Regions from separate parts of the Homo sapiens genome. Here all the other regions are linked to region 2. Evidence: chromatin loops called from intact Hi-C (ENCODE). Cell type or tissue: GM12878. All regions are shown on one strand. Region 1 overlaps ADAMTS12 (ADAM metallopeptidase with thrombospondin type 1 motif 12). Region 2 overlaps ADAMTS12 (ADAM metallopeptidase with thrombospondin type 1 motif 12). Region 3 overlaps ADAMTS12 (ADAM metallopeptidase with thrombospondin type 1 motif 12).

Region 1 (4,000 bases), 260 kb after region 2:
GGTTAGAAAGAGTGACGTGTCCTGGTTTGTTGGCGATCAGCGCTGTTGGAACATATACTGATAGGGGAATCAGTAGAAGCTACTGATAAAAGAAGGGTTCTTTTAAAAATAAAAGAGAGGTTCAAAGGGTCTCTAACCCATCCCTTCTACTTGATCTCAGAGAGGACTCATATCCAAACTACAGTAAACTTTTACAGAATTCTGGAACAACTACAGGCTCTTCAAAGATCTCAAACATAGGCACACACATACACACACACACACACACACACACTTAGACATTTAGATAAAACATAAAATCTCCATAAATATAAAAACAGTATTTTAGAAATCTCCAACAAGAGGTGGGATTATGGCAAACACCCAAAAGAATGAGATGGGCAGCAGAGAACAACTGGACCATGGCTCCTGAGCCCTGGACCTGGAAGACCTTTACAGGAAAAAAAAAAAAAAAAAAGGAAGAAGAAGATGGTTTTCACTTTAATCTTGTGAGACTAAGACTAAGCTGTTTTAGTCCATTTTGTGTGGCTGTACCAGAATACCACAGACTGGGTAATTTATAAAGAACAAATTTATTTCGTGGCCAGGTATGGTGGCTCACTCTGTAATCCCAGCACTTTGCGAGGCCGCGGCAGGATTACTTGAGCGCAGGAGTTCGAGACTAGCCTGGGTGACAAAGCAAGACCCTTTCTCTATAAAAATAAAAAATAAATTTCTTTTAAAAATAAACATTTCTCACAGTTCTGGAGATTGGATGGCCAAGATTGGAGGTTCATTTGATCTGGCGGGGGTCTTCTTGCTGCATCCTCATAAGGCTGAAGGAGGAAGGGCAACAGAGGACAAACGTTCATGTCCTCATACAGAAGAGTGAGAGGGAGTAAACCACTCCCAAATCCTTTTCCAAGTGGCCTTAATCCATTCATGATGGTAAAGCCCTCACGATCTAAACACCTCCCATCAGATCCCACCTCCCAACACTGTTATATTGAGGATTAAGTTTCTAACACATATGTTTTGGGGAACACATTCAGACTATAGCAAAATCACAGGCAATATGTCCCCTAAGGGACTGTAGAGAAAACTCCAAGAAGAGAAAACAAGAACGTCTATTATCACTTTGCAGTAATACAGCTGAAAGCCCTGTAGCAAGTACTTAGATAAATTAGGCTTTCAACCAACTCAGATTAAGACCTTTTCAGAATGGCATTTTATATATTCCCTTGGCCTGCCCTCCTTTAGAAAAGTCAGAGGCAGGACAAAGTAATTAGATTAATACAGTGGGGCACTTATTTGGTTTCACATCATACTGTTCCAATATTATTAGCTCTTTATCCACTGATGTTAAACACCAAAGAATAAATAAGTAATCTCAATTACTTATTAAATGAAGAATATGATTGAATTGAGGAATTGCTTTCTTCTGATATTTTTAACTTGAGATTAAAAGTGTCACAATCAAAAGAAATTCTACATAAATAAATCTAATATTTAGTAAATAAAAATAAAAGTAAAAAGTTTTATCTTCAAAATTACCAAAATTCAATGCTGTCTCAAGTCAGGAGGCTTTCCTGAAGTCAGGAATGAAGGACTTCCCCCAGTGTACTATTTTCCCATGAAAAATAGAAGTGCCCCACTTGTTACTATATGAAGGGATGGACAAGCGGGCTGTACACAGGAAAAATAATGGACACAAACCACACTGGGTGAAGACACTCAATCTGTCTTCGGTGTTGGGGAAGATTTGCACAATAATGGAGAAGATGGACAAGAGATGGCTCCCTGCCATTTTCAAAAGCTACTTTTATGTAACCAGTGGGCCCACATCCTAGATTATTGAGTAAAAAACGATTTTATTTATGTTTATTCTTTTTCTACTCATTTCTTATCAAAGGGACCAGTGAGAATATTAACAAGTAGACTGCAGGAGATAGGGAAAAAAATAAAGGCAATATCCCTGATTGATCGCCTCCTAAATAATTTAAAAATTTATGTTTAAGTAGCTACTTTACATTCAATTAAGAGCCAGGAGACCTAGAGTCTAATTGGACTCTTTTATTCAATAGCATGGTCAAAATAACAATAAATCATAACAAATGCTTGAGTTCTTGTTATATGTCAGGCTCTGTACTATGCACATTACATGAATTGGTCTTTCATTTCATGTACAACACAACACTCATATAAAGAAAATATATTTTCACACCCATTGAATAATGAGAAAGCGAGGCTTAAACTTGCTTAAAGTTGCACAGCAGAACCCTGGACCTCAGTTTTCTTCCTGAAAAGAGAGGGCATGCATATATATTTTTTTCTCATTCAAAAACATGCGTATTTAGCAACAGCTCATGCCAGGCGCCCTGCAGAGCTACGGAGCTATGATTGAAGACACGGTGGCCCTGTCTGCAGCACGCCCCCTAGTGGGTTGGAGTGTCTCCATGGCCCTTCCAGCCCTGTGATCTGCATTTCTGCCCCTGCTTTCTCAGTGGTTGAATGGAACATATGCGTAAGTTGGCGATCTTCTCTCACATATCCATGTTTGCCTGCAGGTGGTGGGCAGGGGAGTGGGAAGCATGCTCGGCGACATGCGGGCCCCACGGGGAGAAGAAGCGAACCGTGCTGTGCATCCAGACCATGGTCTCTGACGAGCAGGCTCTCCCGCCCACAGACTGCCAGCACCTGCTGAAGCCCAAGACCCTCCTTTCCTGCAACAGAGACATCCTGTGCCCCTCGGACTGGACAGTGGGCAACTGGAGTGAGGTGAGCTCAGGGCTCGGCGGGGAAACTGGCATTATTCAAGCTTCATCAGCCCCTGCCTTCCTTCTCATTATCCAATCCAAAGTGACCCTAGGTAAAATTGCAAAATAGCCAGTGTTCATCACCCCTGGCCTGTCTCCTGCCTTTCCTGTGTCCACTACTTATTTTCCATTCATAGGGGATCTTGCTCCCACTTGCTCAATGGTCAGCTTACTATCTGACAGGGGTGAGGTAGACCCCCCACTCCCAGTACAGGATCACAAAGACTAGTTAATAAATCATCAGAAGCTTGGCCAGGCCCATTGTTAAACCACTGGTAGCAGATAAGGGACCTCCCACACACCCCAAAAGTGGTTTATAAAACATTGACTGCACATCACTGTAGTTAACCCAAACCAAAAGAGTGTCGCTTGACACTGAGAAAAATCCCCTCAAATTATCCATCTATTCACCATGTGTCAAGTCCAAACCAGACCAAGGTTTCTAACATCTATTATCAGACACACAAGTTCAGATAAATGTTGCATTTTCCCAAAATTAATTTGATCTAATTATCTGACTATAATTGGAAATCAGTAAGCTGGAAGGTTATGAAAAGCTCTCTCAGGCTTTAATTTTCTTTGGGTCACTTTGGAATCTGGTTTCATCAGGCATTGTCATGTTCCCAGTTATTAGTGGAAGGCCCCAAAGTCTCCAAGGGCCTCAGCTCTGCTTCTCTATGTGCAGTTCAGTGAACAACCTAAGAATAACTAGAAAATACATGTTTTTTAAAAATTAACAGGCCAGAGTTTAGAGATGGATGCTGACTTTATCTTACGAGCTTCCTTGAGAAGCCGTATGCTTCCATGATAATGCTACCACTGGACAGGCACCTGTAATCCCAGCACTTTAGGAGGCCGAGGAAGGAGGATCACTTGAGCTTAGGAGTTTGAGACCAGCCCAAGCAACATGATGAAACACCATCTCTATGAAAAATACAATTAGCCAGTCATGGTGGCACATGCCTGTAGTCCCAGCTACTTGGGTGGCTGAGGCAGGAGGATCGCTTGAGACTGGGAGATCGAGGCTGTAGTGAGCTGATATCATGCCACTGTACTCCAGCCTAGGTGAGAAAGTGAGACCCTGTCTCAAAATAATAATAATAACAATAATGCCACCATTGCTCAGGATATTTTAGGAACTCCTGTGAGGACTCAGGAGAAAATGGAGAATATCTGATTCAGGAGAATGCCACAGAAAGTCAATT
Region 2 (4,000 bases):
AAAGTTTACCACTGATTCTTTCTCTTTCTGGTCCTTCAGTATTCTCAGCCGATCTCTAAGGACTTTTTTTTTCTGTTTACCAAACTGAGCTTTCTGGGAATTTTCTTTGGCTTTTCTTTCTCTTCCTTGGTCTTTGTTTTAGTTGTTTTTACAATTTGGTTTTGTTGTTGTTGTTGTTGTTAGCACATTTGCAGAAGAAACACAGGAGGTTAAACTGTTAGATAATATAAGGCTTAGGAATAGTCAGTGGTCTCTTATCTTTTCCAACCTCTACAGAGCTTGATAAGGAAAGAATATGGGGAATGTGCCACTCATGGCAGAGCTTCCGGACAAATTAGAGTTGATTGATAAGCAGGCTATGGTGTGTGTGTGTGTGCTTGCACATGCGTGTGTGCACATGAGCATGTGTATGCCCATACTGGGAGTAGCTAATGCAGAATAAGTCTGCAGAAAGGGGTTTTACCTGAACGTATGGTGCAGAATAAATGAATGAAATCAGCTAGGCTTACTGAAAAAGACATAAAAGCATCTCTGCATCTTTTTTCTTCATTTATTTGAAATTGCATTGCAGCAGAGGGCACATCTGATCTTGGAGGTTGGATATTGTGGGGGACTGGGCAGCAATCCAGTATCCCTTCTGAGCAGATACTCTTTTCTATCTGGAAGGTTGTGATAACAGTTGCTTTGGCAATGACCAGAGGAGGATTTGAGATGTATCGGTGAGTGCTTTACATCCCTCCTCTGGAAAGGATTCTCTCTTTTACTAGTAAATCCTTTTAATTCAATTAGTTAATTCAACTGTTTCAATAAAGAGATTCAAATTTGACAAATAGACTCCTCTTTCCTTTTATTTTATTTTATTTTTTTGAGATGGAGTCTCGCTGTGTCACCCAGGCTGGAGTGCAGTGGCGTGATCTCGGCTCACTGCAAGCTCTGCATCCTGGGTCCATGCCATTCTCCTGCCTCAGCCTCCCGAGTAGCTGGGACTACAGGTGCCCACCACCATGCCTGGTTAATTTTTTGTATTTTTAGTAGAGATGGGGTTTCACCACGTTAGCCAGAATGATCTCGATCTCCTGACCTCGTGATCTGCCTGCCTCGGCCTCCCAAAGTGCTGGGATTACAGGCATGAGCCACTGTGTCTGGCCTCCTTTTATTTTTATTGCTAGCTTAGTCCACTGTGATTTAGGCTTAAGACTTCAGAAGAGTACTCTGTCATGCGCAAGCACTGGACTTGGAGTTGGGAGACCTGAAGTTTATGCCTGAATGCTCCCATCTAGCCAGAAGCTCTAAGAGAAGTTTCTTAACACTCAAGATTCCAGCTTCTTTTTCTGGGAAATGAAGGCTAATTCCTAAGATCTTATAGAACTCAGGAACTCTGACCAAAGCATATCACCTCATGGGGTGATACGTGCAAAATTAGGTATATAGTTGTTTGTTTTATTGGTGGGTGACCTTAGACAAGACTTCGCCTCTTTAGATCTATTACTTTGGGTGAACTGGATCCTTGCAGCCCAGGGACCAGCAGGATGGGAAAAAACTCTCTCTTTGACCTTTGAATCTGAAAAACTAAACAGTCAAAAAATATGAAGGTGAGAAATAATATCCTAGCCCAGGTCATCCAGAGTAGATATTTACACTGTAACATTTTCTGTGCTGTGGACATGGATGGTGGCAGCATGATGCTGGTATCAGACTGTTCCTGTGAGGAAAAGGCTGCTGCAATGAGAGAGGCCTATGGTGTCGAGAGCCTGTTGGGCTTTCCAGGTAGGCAGATTTCAGTCATTAGCTCTGTAACTTTGGGCATGTTAGCTCTGAGATTGTAAAAGGGGCTGACAGCACCTGTTTTGGTTGGGAGGATGGGTGTGTAGCACTTAGCATAGTGCCACACCAAGAACTCTCTTGTGAAAGGGAACAAGAAGGCCTCCCAGAGGTCGCCGTGGCCAGCTTCCCCTGAGGTCTGATTAATCCTCTCTTTTAGTGAAACTTTCTGCTGAGTCATTGTGTCTGAAACCCAGAGGCATGTGAGACCATGCCACATCCTGGGTCAGGAAGTCCCCTTTCACCTGCTTAACCGATGTGCAGGTGACGGACCATTAGACGCTCGTGGTAAGGGTGGGTCACAGTCTGGTGGTGAGATCTGCTCCGTACAGACGATATGGTAAGAACAGATCATCTATTGAGAGTGAAAATCTCCGTGAGAGGAATCTAGGCTTTTCCCCCTTCGTTTTATAATACGTTTAGCAGGTAATAAGTTCACATGCTACAAAACTTAAAAGATAAAAAGGATTTACACTATAAAATACATCTCCCACCTGCCTCTGCTACTAGTATAGTGTGTGTATATATTATATACACATGCTATCTATATGTAGGTAATACATATATAATATGCTATGCAATACATATATATATTGATACAATGTATATTGCTATGCAATACATATATATTGATACAATGTATATATTGCTATGCAATACATATATAGATACTATATATTGCTATGCAATACATATATAGATACTATATATTGCTATGCAATACATATATAGATACTATATATTGCTATGCAATACATATATAGATACCATATATTGCTGTGCAATACATATATAGATACTATATATTGCTATGCAATACATATATATTGCTATGCAATACATATATATTGCTATGCAATACATATGTGTATTGCTATGCAATACACATGTGTATTGCTATGCAGTACATATATGTATATATTGCTATGCAATACATATATATATATTGCTATGCAATACATATATATATATTGCTGTGCAATACATATATATATATTGCTGTGCAATACATATATATATTGCTATTCAATACATATATATATTGCTGTGCAATACATATATATATATTGCTGTGCAATACATATATATATTGCTATTCAATACATATATATATTGCTATTCAATACATATATATATAGCTATGCAATACATATATATATATTGCTATGCAATACATATATATATTGCTATGCAATACATATATATATATTGCTATGCAATACATATATATATATTGCTATGCAATACATATATATATATTGCTATGCAATACATATATATATTGCTATGCAATACATATATATATTGCTATGCAATACATATATATATATTGCTATGCAATACATATATATATTGCTATGCAATACATATATATATTGCTATGCAATACATATATATATATTGCTATGCAATACATATATATATATTGCTATGCAATACATATATATATATTGCTATGCAATACATATATATATATTGCTATGCAATACATATATATAGATGTCTCTTCTCAACAGCTTAGATGAAAACACCACGATATATATATATCATGTGTGTGTATAATATATACACATTAAAGCTACTTAGGTGATTCTGGTGCAGCCAGGTTTGTAAGCTAATAATCTACGTTCTAGATTCATATTTTCTCTTCTGCTTCTCCAAGGCCTGCCCTCCCACTTCTCTTTTTCAGTGCTAATACTTGCAATCACCCTAGGTGATAGACACTCAAAATACTTCTGCTAAGAATAGAAGCCTGCTTGCATTTTCCCTAGGCAAGTTGTCATTGGGGCAACTGATTCAGAATACATCTCAACAATTCCAACAACCTCAAGTAACCTGTATAAAAGATAGGACTCTCTGAAGTCCAGTTTTGCAACTAATACCAATGAGGGAAACACAAATTTGACTTCTCAGGATTGGAGAGAAACATTTCTCATGATGTAGACATGTGTATCATAGGAAACATCCTACAGACAGTTTTCTTAAAATCTTGTATAGATCTTGTTCTTGTCTTCAACATTTCACATTCACATTCACAGAAGCTTCTGAAATCCCTCCATCTTTCACCTCACTATGTCGCTTGTTTGTCTATCCTCTGCCCTCATGTTGACTTCCTGTTGGGTGACAACTGGCACTTCAGGTTCTGGATTCTGGCTGAGCTGAGACACTCCAAGGTGGC
Region 3 (4,000 bases), 220 kb after region 2:
ACCTAAGAAATATTTTCATTCTTTTTAGCAAGTTAGAGCTTTCATTTCTGTCATTTATTAAGATCATTATCCAAAAATGTTGAGCCACCCTGTTTCTGCAAAATTGAAAATGCAAACTTTGATTCGGTAAGTTCATCTCTTTTCCTAAGCTCCCTTTGAGAGGATTAATCAGAGAGTGTGAGGGTGAGAGTTCACTAGTAAATTAGTTTTAGAGCTTTTGCTTAGGTGAATTATAAATGGACTTGAAAGCTTTTGAAAGCTAGAGGGAAAAAAAATCACATGACCCTAAAAAAGGATGTGTCAGGGCAGGGGAGTAAATGTGAGACAAGGAAAGTACTCAACTCTGTAGAGATGATGGACTCAACAAGGTTGATGTCCGGCACAGAGAATCTCTGATACCAGTGATGACTCCCAAGAATTAAGACCATCCATTACCACCCTTGCCTCCTCCTGCAGATCCCTGTGCCACAGGACAACTTAATGATATAACCACAGCCCTTCCAGAGCACCATGAAAGACAAAGGCCAGAGAAGGAGGGGACAGAGGAGGACTTCAGGCTCAGCCTTATAAAAGCCTTGAATAGCACTGAACCTTCCATTTAGGATGACTGCTTTCAAACATAGGCCTGAGGCACACCTATAGGTCATGGTGGTGGGAGCTCTGGGAGAGTTGCAGCAGAGGACCTGTATGCTGTCATTGTTGTTATTATAAATGTTATTTCCTGGATAATTTCTAAGACTCCATAAACCACTATACTTATAGTCAACACACATGTGTGTTTCTTGTAGGCAGTGTACTTCAGTTAACCTGTCTAGCCTTGAAGAATGTACTAGTCCTGTGTTGTGGAAACAGGATGAAGGGAAGTTTTGAAATTAGAGACTCTCTTTATGGTGATGTGTCATGAATATCACTGGGGAAAGAAGACTTTTCCAGTTTTCCTATTTGAGGGCCAAGACTTATTATTTTTAAAAGGAATATATGTGTCTTATAAAAATGCAAGTGCATATAGTAGAATGAAACAGAAATGAATTCCTATTATCCCACTGCATTTAATGTATTCCTCCAAGATAACCATGCTAACAGCAGGTTTTCATTTGCACACAAATAGAACCATAATTTGCCAGTTCTGCAACTTGATGCACTGAGTAGATCATGGCATCATGGTTTACCTCATTCCTTTTAGTGACTGCATAGCAGTCCATTATGTAAATGCGACTTAGTGAATCTGTCCGTTTCTCTCTGAATAAACATTCCGTTGCCGCAATGAACATGCTCTGGTCCCAACTCTTCCCAGCAGCCTTGAAACAGATGATTCCTTAGAAAAGCTCCAGAATTATTCAGGGCCGCTTTCTATTTTTGCTTTATGTATTCCAAATACAAAATCCCAAATCCAATTCTAAAGTTTAAACCAAAGTCTTAATAAAATAATCCTTGGATTCAGCACCTGGATTGATGTTCTCATCCTTAGGAGAATAGAATTGTTCCCAGGTTGCTCCCTTTAGTACTTCTATTCCAGTTTGCGCAGTAACAGAGCTAATCGTGCTACCAGAAATGGAGCTACACAATAATCCCAAGTCACGCTTTGTCCCAGAGTCTTGACACTTTTCCCCTGGCTGTTTATCCAATGATCTCTTCAACTCATTTTGAGTCTATCTGGTCAGACAGCTTATCCACTGCACCTTATATGAAATCAGTTGGTTTTCTTTATTTACATATTTGCTTTTATCTTTCTCTTTTAAGCTTTTTTGTTTGTTTGTTTGTTTTTGGATTCAGGGAGCACATGTGCTTGTTTGTTACCTGGGTATTACACGCATAATGGTAGGGATTGGGGTTCTAGTGTACCTAGCACCCAAATATTGAACACTGTACCCAATAGGTAATTTTTCAACCCTCAAACTCCTTCCACCCTCCTTACTTTTGGAGTCCCCAGAGTCTATCTCCATCTTTATCTCTATGGGTATCCAATGTTTAGCTCTCAATTAAAAGTGAGAACATGTGTTATCTAACTTTCTGCTTCTGAACTAGTTCACTTATCTCTTTTAAGCTTTAAACATGTTTTTGACCTCAGTCTCAAGTTTGTTCAGCATTTCAGCATTTGGAGCTTTTGCTCATGGTTACATTTGTGTGAAATTTGCACTTTCATTTCCTGGCCACATGAATCACTGCAACCTCAAGCAGACAGAGCCATCACTGTGCACTCAGGCTTGGCATTTGGTGCCCAGCCCAGTGAGAAGGGCCCATGACGAATAGCCTTATGGCTGGTACCATTGAGTCCTCAGCTGATCACACAATGAAGGAACTAACAGCCCTGCCCATAATAAACACATCCAGAAGAGACCCCAAAATCCCTGCCAAAGAAGACATTATTGTGTTTTTCACTAAAGAAAAGCATTCATTACATTCATTAAAAAATTATTATTTGAATTCTTCTTATCATATACATGTATTCACTATTAAAATTTTTAAGGCAATCTGTGATTTAAATGTTATCTATCTTTCTGGTTATTCTGTATACATACATATGGGTATGCATTTTATTATGTAAATGTTCCTGTGCTCTAGATCACCCTATCTTCATTCACAATGGAGTAGAAAACTGAACCTTAGAATGGATTCAGTGTAGGACCAAGATGATGGGATGGATCACTATGATAAGCAGGTTGGCTTCAGCTTCAACAAAAAAAATGTTTCTACATGGTTGTCAATCTAAGCACCTCTTAGACTGGAGGAGGATATTTGTTGGGGCAGGATTATGCTGGTGGTGATGGAGGTTGTGGTAGTAATGAGCTGGCTCTGTGGGAGGGGATGCCTGTCCCCTGGAGGTCTACTTACTTTGCTGCAAGAAACAAGCAGGCATCCCGCTTGCCTGGAGTCCTTCATGGCTGGTTGCAATAACTTATTTTCTAAGCTAACCCCAGATGCCCAGTGCCTTATTTTTATAAGCACAATTCAATGTTGAATAGAAAGAAGTCATTGTTTACAGCAAAGCATAGAGTATTTTAAAGCAACCTTTTAATTTAATTCATTATGAAACTTGTTTTGAAAAAGGAAAAATAATCCTTGGATTCAGCACCTGGATGTGTGAAATGTGTCTTGAGGCATATTTCAGCATGTGTCTCAAGGAGGTGAAAAGGTGGGATTGCCAGAGTAAATGACACTTGGGGGTCCTAAGTACGGAGGAATCCTGGGGGAGGATGCTGAGCTAAAAGCTAATTTGCAAGGCTTTGCCTTCTTTTTTCCCTTCAGCACATCCTTGTGAGCTCTACTGCCGACCCATAGATGGCCAGTTTTCTGAGAAAATGCTGGATGCTGTCATTGATGGTACCCCTTGCTTTGAAGGCGGCAACAGCAGAAATGTCTGTATTAATGGCATATGTAAGGTATTGGGTATGTTTCCTTAATCTACAACTTTATAAAATCATGACTTTTACTAATTTGGGAAGTCAGATGTTCTAGGTTTGTGCTTTCACAGCATTTACACCTCATCTGTTTTTTATATATAGTTCATGAAACGAAAAGATAAGACTTCCCAGTGTTCATCAAAGTCACAGTTTTGGATTGAATAGTTTTTTCCTTCTGCCGTCATCTTCATTTCTTGATTAGTTGATGTGCACTACGATATTGTTTTAGACATTGAGCATGAAAAAGAGGAATTATCAGGAAAACCCAGCCCAGATTATTTCAGTGGCATTAAATTTGAGAAAAACTGAAATTAATAATAGTTTCTATGGTACTTTTCATAATGCATTTTCACATTTAATTCTCCATTGACTATCAACATGAGCTTCTCAGAGAGACGGCATGACAATAGTTACAAAACACGTTTCTGATTTCTATGTAATTTTTCCACACTCACTTCATTAATCAAGTCTATATAAATTATTTAGACCTGATGTGTTGATGCTTTTAAGTGTGTAACCATTAAAGAATTCCTTGTTGCTGCTTGCATTTTATTTTGCAAGGAACTGAGGAGCAGGACTTGTGATCCAACCCCCAGGCA

What was found. Hi-C counts contacts between places; a loop is a spot of excess contacts. Peaks named below come from ENCODE experiments on the same cell type or tissue, not always from the same donor. Only the 100,000 strongest peaks of a DNase experiment are listed, where the experiment ranks them.
Region 1: it touches region 2 in a loop (2.9-fold over the local background); 1 of 110 quality-filtered maps calls a loop at or near these places.
Region 3: a loop joins it to region 2, with 2.2 times the contacts of the local background. A loop is called at or near these places in 1 of 110 quality-filtered maps.

What each region holds. Positions count from the first base shown.
Region 1 is chr5:33,587,356-33,591,355 of GRCh38, reverse strand. It overlaps ADAMTS12 (ADAM metallopeptidase with thrombospondin type 1 motif 12), which reads left to right. Exons shown (of 24, transcript NM_030955.4): 18 at 2,547-2,757. Among named protein-coding and RNA genes, the nearest start is that of TARS1, 150 kb to the right of the region's middle. RefSeq lists a silencer at 2,451-2,500. In GM12878, a CTCF peak has its summit at 2,415 (motif pointing left); no DNase peak of the experiment used is centred here.
Region 2 is chr5:33,848,279-33,852,278 of GRCh38, reverse strand. The region is part of intron 2 of ADAMTS12 (ADAM metallopeptidase with thrombospondin type 1 motif 12); the gene reads left to right. Among named protein-coding and RNA genes, the nearest start is that of ADAMTS12, 42 kb to the left of the region's middle. RefSeq lists an enhancer at 1,876-2,377. In GM12878, no CTCF peak of the experiment used is centred here; DNase peaks (open chromatin) are centred at 1,988 and 3,568; H3K4me3 peaks cover 839 bases; H3K27ac peaks cover 2,205 bases.
Region 3 is chr5:33,630,160-33,634,159 of GRCh38, reverse strand. ADAMTS12 (ADAM metallopeptidase with thrombospondin type 1 motif 12) reads left to right here. Exons shown (of 24, transcript NM_030955.4): 13 at 3,247-3,380. Among named protein-coding and RNA genes, the nearest start is that of TARS1, 190 kb to the right of the region's middle. In GM12878, no CTCF peak of the experiment used is centred here; a DNase peak (open chromatin) is centred at 2,199.